Regions from separate parts of the Homo sapiens genome. Here all the other regions are linked to region 3. Evidence: chromatin contacts called from ENCODE Hi-C or POLR2A ChIA-PET data. All regions are on one chromosome and are shown on one strand. The core of a region is the stretch at or near the end of the contact, and the rest is flanking DNA. Distances in the headings are between cores, read along the strand shown.

Evidence for each region. Hi-C counts contacts between places; a loop is a spot of excess contacts on that map. ChIA-PET counts read pairs that join two places held with the same protein, here RNA polymerase II (POLR2A). Pooled maps may share reads with other maps.
Region 1: a loop to region 3 is called in a pooled map, with 4 times the contacts of the local background. The contact joins the enhancer-like site here to the promoter of LINC01754 in region 3. A Hi-C loop is called at or near these places in 6 of 37 single-sample maps with no recorded cell type and 9 of 50 pooled maps. POLR2A ChIA-PET finds 5 or more read pairs at or near these places in 10 of 52 experiments (A549, B cell, GM10248 and 7 more).
Region 2: a map of GM12878 shows a loop between it and region 3 (4-fold over the local background). The contact joins the enhancer-like site here to the promoter of LINC01754 in region 3. A Hi-C loop is called at or near these places in 10 of 168 maps with a recorded cell type or tissue (CD4-positive, alpha-beta memory T cell, CD8-positive, alpha-beta T cell, GM12878 and 6 more), 29 of 37 single-sample maps with no recorded cell type and 11 of 50 pooled maps. POLR2A ChIA-PET finds 5 or more read pairs at or near these places in 7 of 52 experiments (K562, Panc1, activated CD4-positive, alpha-beta memory T cell and 4 more).

Annotation. Positions count from the first base shown.
Region 1 is chr20:47,261,329-47,264,769 of GRCh38, reverse strand. It overlaps ZMYND8 (zinc finger MYND-type containing 8), which reads left to right. Exons shown (of 23, transcript NM_001281775.3): 12 at 2,342-2,482. Among named protein-coding and RNA genes, the nearest start is that of ZMYND8, 94 kb to the left of the region's middle. Within about 2 kb of position 1,274, at least 8 of the 41 ENCODE cell types and tissues checked have a DNase peak (open chromatin) inside an H3K27ac peak, as active enhancers do; they include B cell and GM12878, where a contact is called at or near this core.
Region 2 is chr20:47,619,184-47,623,104 of GRCh38, reverse strand. It overlaps NCOA3 (nuclear receptor coactivator 3), which reads right to left. Exons shown (of 23, transcript NM_181659.3): 3 at 775-876. The coding sequence starts at 857. Among named protein-coding and RNA genes, the nearest start is that of NCOA3, 120 kb to the right of the region's middle. Within about 2 kb of position 1,769, at least 2 of the 41 ENCODE cell types and tissues checked have a DNase peak (open chromatin) inside an H3K27ac peak, as active enhancers do.
Region 3 is chr20:47,410,524-47,414,199 of GRCh38, reverse strand. It overlaps LINC01754 (long intergenic non-protein coding RNA 1754), which reads left to right and starts at 2,056. Exons shown (of 3, transcript NR_146496.1): 1 at 2,056-2,130. RefSeq lists enhancers at 1,246-1,405, 3,603-3,676.

The DNA of each region.
Region 1 (3,441 bases), core at 25-2,524, 150 kb after region 3:
AACCACCGCACCTGGCATATTCTTGTTTCTTCGTGTAACAAACACTTCAGTTCTATGTCTTACAGTACCAGTGATAGGACTAGTAATAATATAGCAGCCCCCCCCAGTGAAGGAATGTGGCATGCCACGTGCTAGGCCAATTCTATTAATTCTTGCAGTAAAACAGATTTATTGTGTTAAAAACTTAATTATAGGCTGGGCACAGTGACTCATGGCTGTAATCCCAGCACTTCGGGAGGCTGAGGCGGGTGGATCCCTTGAGGCCAGGAGTTCCAGACCAGCCTGGCCAACATGGTAAAACCCTGTCTCTAGTAAAAATATAAAAAATAGCCGGGTGTGATAGCAGGAGCCTGAAGTTCTAGCTATTTGGGAGGCTGAGGCAGGAGAATCGCTTGAATCCAGGAGGCAGAGGTTGCAGTGAGCCGAGATTGCACAACTGCACTCCAGCCTGGGTGACAGAGCGAGACTCCATCTCAAAAAAACAAAAGCAAAGAAAACTTATTTCTTAAAACAATTTCTAATATTTATTGAGCACTTGCTCGGCGCCAATTGACATAGATCGACGACATTGATCCTCACTCCCTTATCATTCCCGGATGAGGAAAAGGATTCCCAGCTGCATGCCTACTCCATCCCTATGCGGCGTGTCAGTTTCAGCACTTTTGACGTTTGGGGCCAGATAACTCTTTCTTGTGGGGGGCCGCTCTGTGCATGGCAGCAGATTTAGCAGCGTTTTGGTCTCTAGCTCCTAGATGCCAGTAGCAACCCCCCACTCTCCTAAAATGTCTGGATGCAATGCCCAGTGTGCCCTGGAGAGAAGAATTGCTCATAGCTGAGAATCAGTGGTTCAGAGGATAACCCCAAAGCCCTAGAGGTTAATGGGGAAATAGAAAATAAAACCACTCTAATAGCAAACAGTAACAGAGTACTTACTGCATGCCAGGCACTGTTCAGATGATTGATTTAATCCTCACGGCAGCCTGATGAGATGTAGCTACTGTTATTGTCCCTTTGTATCATATTATTAGTGTCTCTCTTTGCTGCTGCCAGGAAGAGGGAGGCAGAGGTGCCAGTAACTGGCCCAGGGTTACACAGCAGGGCAACAGCTGAGCCGGGGCTTGAATCCACAGTGTCTGGCTTCTAATCTGTGCTTGAATCCAGGCCTCTTTACTTCTGGAGTCTTTCCCACTATATTACATTAACAGTAATGCAGGCAGGTCCTGGCACCAGAGCTGCCTAGCTTACTTGGATTCACCAGCCGAGTGGTATGTGAGTTTCAACACACTGAAGCCTTGTTCTGAGTTTTCTAATTTGTCAGGTGAGGAAACTGAGGCAAGTGCTGCCCACACAAGTGTCCCAGCACTTTCGAAGCCCCTGGGGAGTCTCAGTTCCTAACTCCAATTTGCCATCCACAAATTTCTTTCCAGCACCAGATCAACTCAGAATGTTTCTTGCTCATCTTGGAAGAGTTGGCTGTCATTGTTGTTAGTGATGCCTTTAGTCCCAGCTGTTTTTAAATGGGCCCAAGAGGCATTAACAGGACAGTCCCAGTACCATGGAGGGGCAAGGACAAAGGGGCAGGATTTGAAGGATCTTTAGGACGCTTGTTGGCCCCTATGAATGCTTGCTTTTTTAAACGTAAGTGGTTTATTGTCCTAACCCTGTGAAATGAGGCAGGGGAGAAGCAGGTCGTAGGTCATTTTAAGGTATTTTTAAAAGCCTTAGGCATAGGTACAGTTCTCTCTCCTCCTGTGAAAGTTTGAAATACAGTAAAGAAGGACATAATTTACCAACGTCTCCCTCACTCCATCTGGTACTGGGTTTGGCTTTACATAGCCTCAAGAACCTTTGAAATGGGAGCTGGAGATTTCCCAAGGGGCCAAGTTGGTCCCTGGCAGGTGCAGTGGCTGCGTGTGAGCTGGCCGTGGTGTCTTTCCACAAACAGATGATACGCATTTGTAAGCCTGGCTCCCGTTCTCCACATCTGGACCATGTGGGGGTTGGTTTAATCGCTATTTATGTTGAGATTTATATCCGTGAATGGGCCAAACCAATTTCAGTGGCAGCTTAGCCGATTTGTCTTAGAGCTTTGTGCTTAATAGAGTAACTGGGGAGACCTTCTTCATTTGTGGCTTTAACGGTTTCACATCCGGTTAAAGCCCTTTGCTGAAAATAAATGGCCAACCTGCTATGCTCCACCCCACCCCATTCGTGATACTGTAGCGGCCTTGCTGAAATCAAACACAATTTCATAATCTCTCCATTCTCTCCCTACACCACACCTACACGTTCTACTTGTTTATTTGTAAACCTGTCTTTTAACAATGCCATACTTTTTCAGCTTCACCAGCCTCCACCAAGACGGGACAAGCAGGGAGTTTATCCGGCAGCCCAAAGCCCTTCTCTCCTCAACTGTCAGCTCCTATCACGACGAAAACGGACAAAACCTCCACCACCGGCAGCATCCTGAATCTTAACCTGGGTCAGTCAGAATTTTTGCCAGTATCTTTCTGTGGCAACTGTGGATATTTTTGCAAATGACGTATCCTCTTGTGTATGTGGTTCTTGAACCTTCAACTCTTTTCTCTATGCAAAAAATGCAAAAGTTTCAGAGGATGAAGGTGAGAAAAGATCTGTGAAAAGAATAAGTAAGGGATTTCTTGGGGCTTATTGACATACAAATTACTTTTTTTTTTTTGAGATGGAGTTTCGCTCTTGTTGCCCAGGCTGGAGTGCAAGGGTGCGGTCTCGGCTCCCTGCAACCTCCGCCTCCTGGGTTGAAGTGATTCTCCTGCCTCAGCCTCCCGAGTAGCTAAGATTACAGGAGTATGCCACCACACCTGGCTAAGTTTTCTATTTTTAGTAGAGACAGAGTTTCACCATGTTGGCCAGGCTGGTCTCAAACCCCGACCTCAGGTGATCCACCCACCTCTGCCTCCAAAAGTAATGGGATGACGGGCATAAACCACCATGCCTGGCCCAAAGTGCTTTTATCCAGGCCAGTGTTTCCACCTCAGTTGTCCTTGACCACATTAACCCAGTTCTATTTGCAAATTATACCCATGGCACAGAAGCAAGTAGGAGGAATCAGTACTTACCTTTCCTATGTGCAGCATACTCTGATATTCCTTAATTCTCTTCTTCTAATTCTTACACTCTGGTCTTTATTCCCTGGATGATGATGATGATGATGATGATGATGATGATGATGATGATGATAACTGTTTTTTTAGAGATGGGGTCTCACTCTGTCACCCAGGCTGGAGTGCAGTGGTGTAATCATAGTTCACTGCAACCTTGAACTCCTGGGCTCAAGCTATTTCCTGCCTCACCCTCCCTGAGTAGCTAGGACTACAGGCCTAGCTAGTTTTTAGCTACATACTCAGCTAATTTTTTGTAGTGATTGGGTCTTGCTGTGTTGCCCAGGCTGGTCTTGAACTC
Region 2 (3,921 bases), core at 520-3,019, 210 kb before region 3:
ACTTGGTAAAAAAAAGGATGCAACCTCACAAATGACAAAATATCAACTTATAACCCATTCTTAAAAGATAGCAAAGATTCTTACTTATAACTGTCAGGCCTCTGAGACCAAGCCTGCACATATACATCCAGATGGTCTGAAGCAACTGAAGATCCACAAAAGAAGTGAAAATAGCCTTAACTGATGACATTCCACCATTGTGATGTTTCTGCCCCACCCTAACTTGATCAATGTACTTTGTAATCTCCCCCACCCTTAAGAAGGTTCTTTGTAATTCTCCCTACCCTTGAGAATGTACTTTGTGAGATCTAACCCCGCCCGCAAAACATTGCTCCTAACTCACTGCCTATCCCAAAACCTATAAGAACTAATGATAATCCCACCACCCTTTGCTGACTCTCTTTTTGGACTCAGCCTGCCTGTACCCAGGTGAAATAAACAGCCTTGTTGCTCACACAAAGTCTGGTGGTCTCTTCACACGGACGCACGTGACATAACCTTGGTCATCTATTCGTAACTCCTACCCCTCCTTCCATTCAGAAATTCTTATAGTACCGCGAATTGTTAATATTCTACCTTCTATATGAATCAGCAATAAAAAAAAAACTTCTATTACATCAAAAAGATGTCCATCTCATCAGTAACACTCTACTTACCACGAAGTGAAACCACCAAAAAATCTAACCAGAGAATGTAAATGGCAAGAAGTTAAAATGTTATCCTTAAACAAAGGCACAACAAGTGTGGTAAAGCACCAGGAAATAAGTCACCTACCCTTGTCCTGGAGTATCACATGGCAATTTGCGTTTTCGTGAATCACTGGCCAGTGGATCCAAGTTTTCTCCTAATCCACTCATCTTGAATATACATCAGCAACTAAGAGAGAATAATGAGAAATAAGATAAGTACATTAAAAAATATACATGACTCTATGAAGGTGTTATATGACTGAATGACTGCAACTTTTAATTCAGAACTACTTTCTCTAAACAGATAATTCTCAATATTCTTTTTCATAAATGACTATACTGAAGACAACCTCAGATTTCATATTCTAATATGAATTATGCAGAACGTATGTACTCCAAGACAGAAATGTTCCTCAAGTCCTACTAAAAATGTGTATCTTGCAGGGTGCGGTAGCTCATGCCTGTAGTCCCAGCACTTTGGGAGGTCGAGGCAGGTGGATCACCTGAGGTCAGGAGTTTGAGACCAGCCTGACCAACATGGTGAAATCCCGTCTGGCCAACATGGTGAAACCCCGTCTCTACTAAAAATAAAAAATTAGCCAGCCATGGTGGCAGGTGCCTGTAATCCTAGTTATTTGGGAGGCTGAGGCAGGAGAATCACTTGAACCGAGGGGTAGACGTTGCAGTGAGCCGAGATGGCACCACTGCACTCCAGCCTGGGTGACAAGAGCTAGACTCCGTCTCAAAAAAAAAAAAAAAAATTTGACTGATGGAAAAATAGTATGCTTTGGTTAAAATTTCATTGATGAAGAAGATAAATGTAGAGTACTTCTTGTTGAGAAAGATGATTTAAGACATCTACTAAGCCCTCATTTGCTAAGAATTTTATCTGTACTAAACTCTTGTTTAAAACAAGACGATCACTGTTGTAAAGAATTACATGTCAACCAAAGAAGTTCAACGATTCTAAACTAATTTTTATATATTAAAATGCATCTTGCATTCCAACTAAACTCTGAGACGTATGCTGGAGGACATAAATTTCCACTAGGTGGCAGAATGCTACCAGGAAGGAAGACAGATTTATAAAAATGAAAAAATTCACTCAAGATGCTGATCAAACTTCAAATGTGTAGCTTTAAAAAAAAAATCAAAAGCAAAAAAACAAAAAAAATAAAAATTTAAAAAATCACATGATCATAATATAAATCAGAAAATCTAGATTGCAACATTGTCTTTACAGATGCACTAAATATGTATTAAATTACCAAGAAAATTCATTCTATAACTTTGGTTGTAAAATGGAAAGGCTAAAAAGCTGAGATGATTTAAGTATTTGTTTTTTCCCCATGACAAGTTTAAATGAAGGACAGAAAAAGACTTAAAATAACCTTTATTAGTAGTGGCTCACTATTATTAGTAGTGGCACAGTCAGATCACACAATCTCAGGGGTATTGTATTTTCAAACGTGTCAATGTCACAAAAGACAAAGAAAGTCTGTAAACAGTCCAGATTTTAAAGGAAGCTATAAGAAAATGACAACTAAATGCAATATTTGATCCTAGACTGAATCCTGTGCTAGAGGGTAAGAAAATGCTATAAAGAATATTATTGGATCAACTGACAAAATTAGAATATGGACAATAGACATAAAAGTATGTTGTCAATATTAATACACTTAAGTTGATAAATGAACGACGGTTATTTAAGAGACCAATATTCTTAGTATAATATTTGGGGTAACAGGCTATTACATATGCAAATTATCCTCAGATGGTTAAGAAAAATTGCATATATAATGAGTGAGTGAATAAACCTGGGAATGGGGACAGGCAGAGCAAGGATGAGGAAGGGAGTTGACACTAGGTGAATCCTGACCCGGGGGGGAGATAAACGTAAAAACTCTTTGTACTATTTTCTTGCAACCTTGCTTTAAGTTTAAAATTATCCTCAAATAAAAGAGTTTTAAACTTAAAGGTATGTTCGGTTTTGATTTTCCAATTTTCATATTTAAAAAGAGTAGCTCAAGTAATCCCAGTGCTTTGGGAGGCTCAGGCAGTTTGAGTTTGAGGCACTTGAGTTTGAGACCAATCTGTGCAACACAGTAACACCCTGTCTCTACAAAATTTTTTTAAAAATAAGCCAGGCATCATGGTGCACACCTATAGCATTAACTACTTAGGAATAAAACAGGAAGACTGCTTGTTTGAGGAGTTTGAGGCTGCAGTGAGTTATGATCACGCCAATGCACTCCAGACTGGGTGACCGAGTGAGACTCTGTCTCTTAAAAACAATAATAATAATAAATTGAATAATTAAAGAGCCAGGTGCAGTGGCTCACGCCTGTAATCCCACCACTTTGGGAGGCCGAGGCGGGTGAATCACAAGGTCAGGAGATCGAGACCAGCCTGGCCAATATGGTGAAACCCTGTCTCTACTAAAAATACAAAAATTAGCTGGGCGTGGTGGCAGGCGCCTGTAGTCCCAGCTACTTGGGAGGCTGAGGCAGGAGAATCGCATGAACCCGGAAGGCGGAGGTTGCAGTGAGCTGAGATCCCGCCACTGCACTCCAGGCCTGGGTAACAGAGTGTGACTCCATCTCAAAAAATAAAAATAAAAAGAATAGTGATTCCATTCCTTAAGTACAAAAATAGAATAATTCTTGTTATGTCTCTATAATTGGTTTTATATTTGTTTCATTCAAAGGTGATTTTTAAATTGAATGGCAAACTATCCATTGAGTAATAACTTTTTTTTTTTTTTTTTTTTAAAGACAGGGTCTTACTGTGTCACCCAGGCTGAAGTGCAGTGGCACAATCTCAGCTCACTGTAACCTCGGCTTCCCAGGCTCAAGCAATCCTCCTGCCTCAGTATCCCAAGTAGCTGGGACAACAGGTGAGCACCACCACACCCAGCTAATTTTTGTATTTTTTGGAGAGACAGGGTCTCACTATGTTGCCCAGGCTGGTCTTGAACTCCTGGGTTCAAGTTATCCGCCTGCCTCAGCCTCCCAAAGTGCTGGGATTACAGGCATGACCCACCACACCCAGCCTACATTTCTTTATTTTAAATATGTAATTTATTCCACATTCTAGATATTATTTCCTTACTTTGGCTTTTGTTTATAAGCTGAATCCCTGAAACAAATGGAGAAACTATTCCATGGATAACAGCACTTCTTTAATTTGAAAGATAAAATTTTGCCTATATTCTCAATATTATTTCCTTTGT
Region 3 (3,676 bases), core at 807-3,306:
TAAATAAATAAATAAACAAACAAACAAACAAACAAACAAACAAAAACAAAAACAGGTGCCAGACTGGGTTTGGTTTTCTGTGGGCCTTGGTTTGCTGACCAGTGTTATAGAAAAGACAACATATAAGGATATATAAGGTGGCCGGGCATGGTGGCTCACACCTATAATCCCAGCACTTTGGGAGTCCAAGGTGGTGGATCGCTTGAACTCAGGAGTTCGAGACCAGCTTGGGCAACATGGTGAAACCCTCTCTCTACCAAAAATACAAAAAATTAGCCAGGCATGGTGGTGTATGCCTATGTTACCAACTACTCAGGAGGCTGAGGTGTGAGGTTGAGGTTATAGTGAGGGAGGTAGAGGCCGGGAAGGTAGAGGTTGCAGTGAGCTGAGTTTACACCACTGCACTCCAGCCTGAGTGACAGAGCGAGAACCCTGTCTCAAAACAAACAAGCAAACAAACAAACAAAGGATATATAATTTTATATTATAAGGATATATTTACCAAGATGTTTGTTGCAGTTTTTTGGGTTTGTTTTTTTTTTTTTGGAGACAGGATCTCTGTCTGTCTGTATGATTGATGGAGACCTGGTTTTTCCCATTCAGCAACTATTCGCCCCCCAAATCGTGACAACAGCACCCGATTTCCCTTCCCCACCTTCAGTCCCTGTGGAATGCATGGGGTGCCTCAACTGCCTCTGTTCAACAGGAGACACATGAGCCAGCATTGTGTTTGAGCTGGCTCGAACTAGCTCACTAGAGCTGATGGGACATGACAAGAGTTCTGTAAACCGGTTGACACTACATTGGTAATTGAAATCGGCTATGGTTTCAAGCTAATGGGGGTACTTACATCATAGAAATCAGGAAACACTACAAATCAAAACTTTTATTTTCTCAAAAAGACTATTGTTAGACATTTATCAACACACCACTGCGTTTAGCTCAGATCTGGTCAATCAGAGGGCCACAGCTTCCTGGCCGTAGAGCAGGACTGGGCACAGAACTCAAGCAAGACCATGAAAGTCAGCTCAGGTGTTAGAAAGGATGCTCTGTTCTACTGGGGCTCCTGGACTGGTAGGATTAAGCCCACAGTTGTGAGAAGCCACTAATAGAGGATATAAGGTGTAAGGAACTAAAAGATGGTGAAAGTTCAAGTCCTGTTGACATTATTTGAGGCCCTTGATTCAGCATTGCCTAAAACTAGAATGTCCCCTGTGCTACAAGCCAGTACATGTACTACATTCTCTTTCTAGCATATACTGCTGGTGCCCTATAGCAAATCCCCTTGGCCTGCTTCTGAGATTAGCTACAACTATGATGGACAGGCTGGCAGCTCCCACCTCACACACACATCTGTTTCTCTTCTTCTTCTTCTTCTTTTTTGAGAGAGTCTCACTCTGTCACCCAAGCTAAACTGTAGTGGCGTGATCTCAGCTCACTGCAACTTCCGCCTCCTGGGCTCAGGTGATCCTCCCACACTAGTCTCTTTTTTATTATTTTGAGATGGAGTCTCATTCTGTTGCATAGGCTGGAGGGCAGTGGGGTGATCTCGGCTCACTGACACCTCCACCTCCCAGGTTCAAGTGATTCTCCTAACTCAGCCTCCCAAGTAGCTGAGATTACAGGTGCAAGCCACCACGCCCAGCTAATTTTTGTATTTTTAGTAGAGATGGGGTTTTGCCATGTTGGCCAGCCTGGTCTTGAACTCCTGACCTCAAGTAATCCACTTGCCTCAGCCTCCCAAAGTGCTGGGTTTACAGGCATGAGCCACCGCATCTGACTGTTTTTCTTTTCTCTTGAGGCAAAGTCTTGCTCTGTTGCCCAGGCTGCTGGCAGTGGCATGATCACAGCTCACTGCAGCCTCAACCTCCTAGACTCGAGCAATTTTCTCACTTCAGCCTCCTGAGTTGCTGGGACCACAGGTGCACGCACCACCCCCTGGCTTTTATTTTTTTATTTTTTTTATTTTTTGGCAGAGACAGTGTCGCCTTATGTTGCCCAGGCTGAACACCTGTGTCTCTTAACCTAAGAGCTGTCTCCAGCACAGGATGCAAGACAGCCCCAAAAAAGTGTTAGGGACTTAAAGCCACCAGAAGCTTTTCTTAACCAATGGAATACAGGAGTCAATGGGTAAGTACCCCAGCTTCTCAGTTCCCTGGAGGGACAATTGTGATTTGGGGTTTTTTGGGTTTTTTTCCTACCTACATCAAAAAAGGAATGCAGAAAATATGTCCACCATATATTCTACAGCTCAGGGAATTTTTTTTTAAGACTGGATGAGGGCCAGGCGCGGTGGCTCACGCCTGTAATCCCAGCACTTTGGGAGGCCGAGGCGGGCGGATCACAAGGTCAGGAGATCAAGACCATCCTGGCTAACACGGTGAAACCCCGTCTCTACTAAAAAAAAATACAAAAAATTAGCCGGGTGTGGTGGTGGGTGCCTGTAGTCCTAGCTACTCGGGAGGTTGAGGCAAGAGAATGGCATGAACCCGGGAGGCAGAGCTTGCAGTGAGCTGAGATCACGCCACTGCACTCCAGCCTGGGCGACAGAGTGAGACTCCATCTCAAAAAAAAAAAAAAAAAAAAAAGACTGGATGAGGCTCTCTAACCCAGATGCATACCAGGTTTTGAGGCTCAGAGCTTAGTGAAACTAAGCCTTGTGTCCCACAAAATTCTGATGCTCATGCAAGAAATATCCAACTGGGGAGGATACTCTGTCCGTGGACTGATTTGCCCAGGCACAAATTCAGGCTGAAAATAGCAAACTAAAGTTAGCCGAGATGTTCTGCCTTGTGGCCTCCTTCAGGAACATCCTGTCCAGAGGAAAGGATATTTAAGGAGAAAGGAAGCAGCACAAGTTCGACTCAGCCAAGAAACAGAGGAAGGACATCCCAAGCACGAAGTGGGGCACCAGTCTGTGTTCCAGCGAGAGGTGGGGGATAAACAACCATGAAACATCTACTGTGTGTGTGTATTCATGTATTTTACAGATATTCTCTTCTCTCACTTTGTCCTTTATGTTTTTAATTTTCCTTAAACTTCTTGTTCTCTCTGTTCACTTACACATTGGTTTTTGTTTGTTTGTTTGTTTGTTTGTTTGTTTGTTTTGGGACGGAGTCTTGCTCTGTCGCCCAGGCTGAAGTGCAGTGGCATGATATCAGCTCACTGCAACCTCTGCCTCCGAGGTTCAAGTGATTCTTCTGCCTCAGCCTCTCAAGTAGCTGGGATTACAGGTGCCTGCCACTACACCTGGCCAATTTTTGTATTTTTAGTAGAGATGGGGTTTCACCATGTTGGCCAGGCTGTTCTCCAACTCCTGACCTCAAGTGATCCGCCCACCTTGGCCTCCCAAAGTGCTGGGATTACAGGCATGAGCCACTGCACCCAGCTTACTGATCTGATCGTGGAAGCACAGTTGGTCAGTGCATTTTGCTACAATGATTTGGGGTTTGTATTTGGAGACTCATTTGCAAGAAATATAGGCACATCCTAAACTAGCCTGAACAAAAAGTTTGGAGGACATCAGGTGAACCTGAACCCAGGGGCTCAACATGGCTGGTTTCCATTTCTCTATCATCTCTCGGTTCTTCTCCAAGTTGGCTTTCCTCTCCTGTAGCTTTGCCTACCTGCTGGTTCTGGGGTTATTTCTCACCAGCACAGCAACACCAATGGAAAG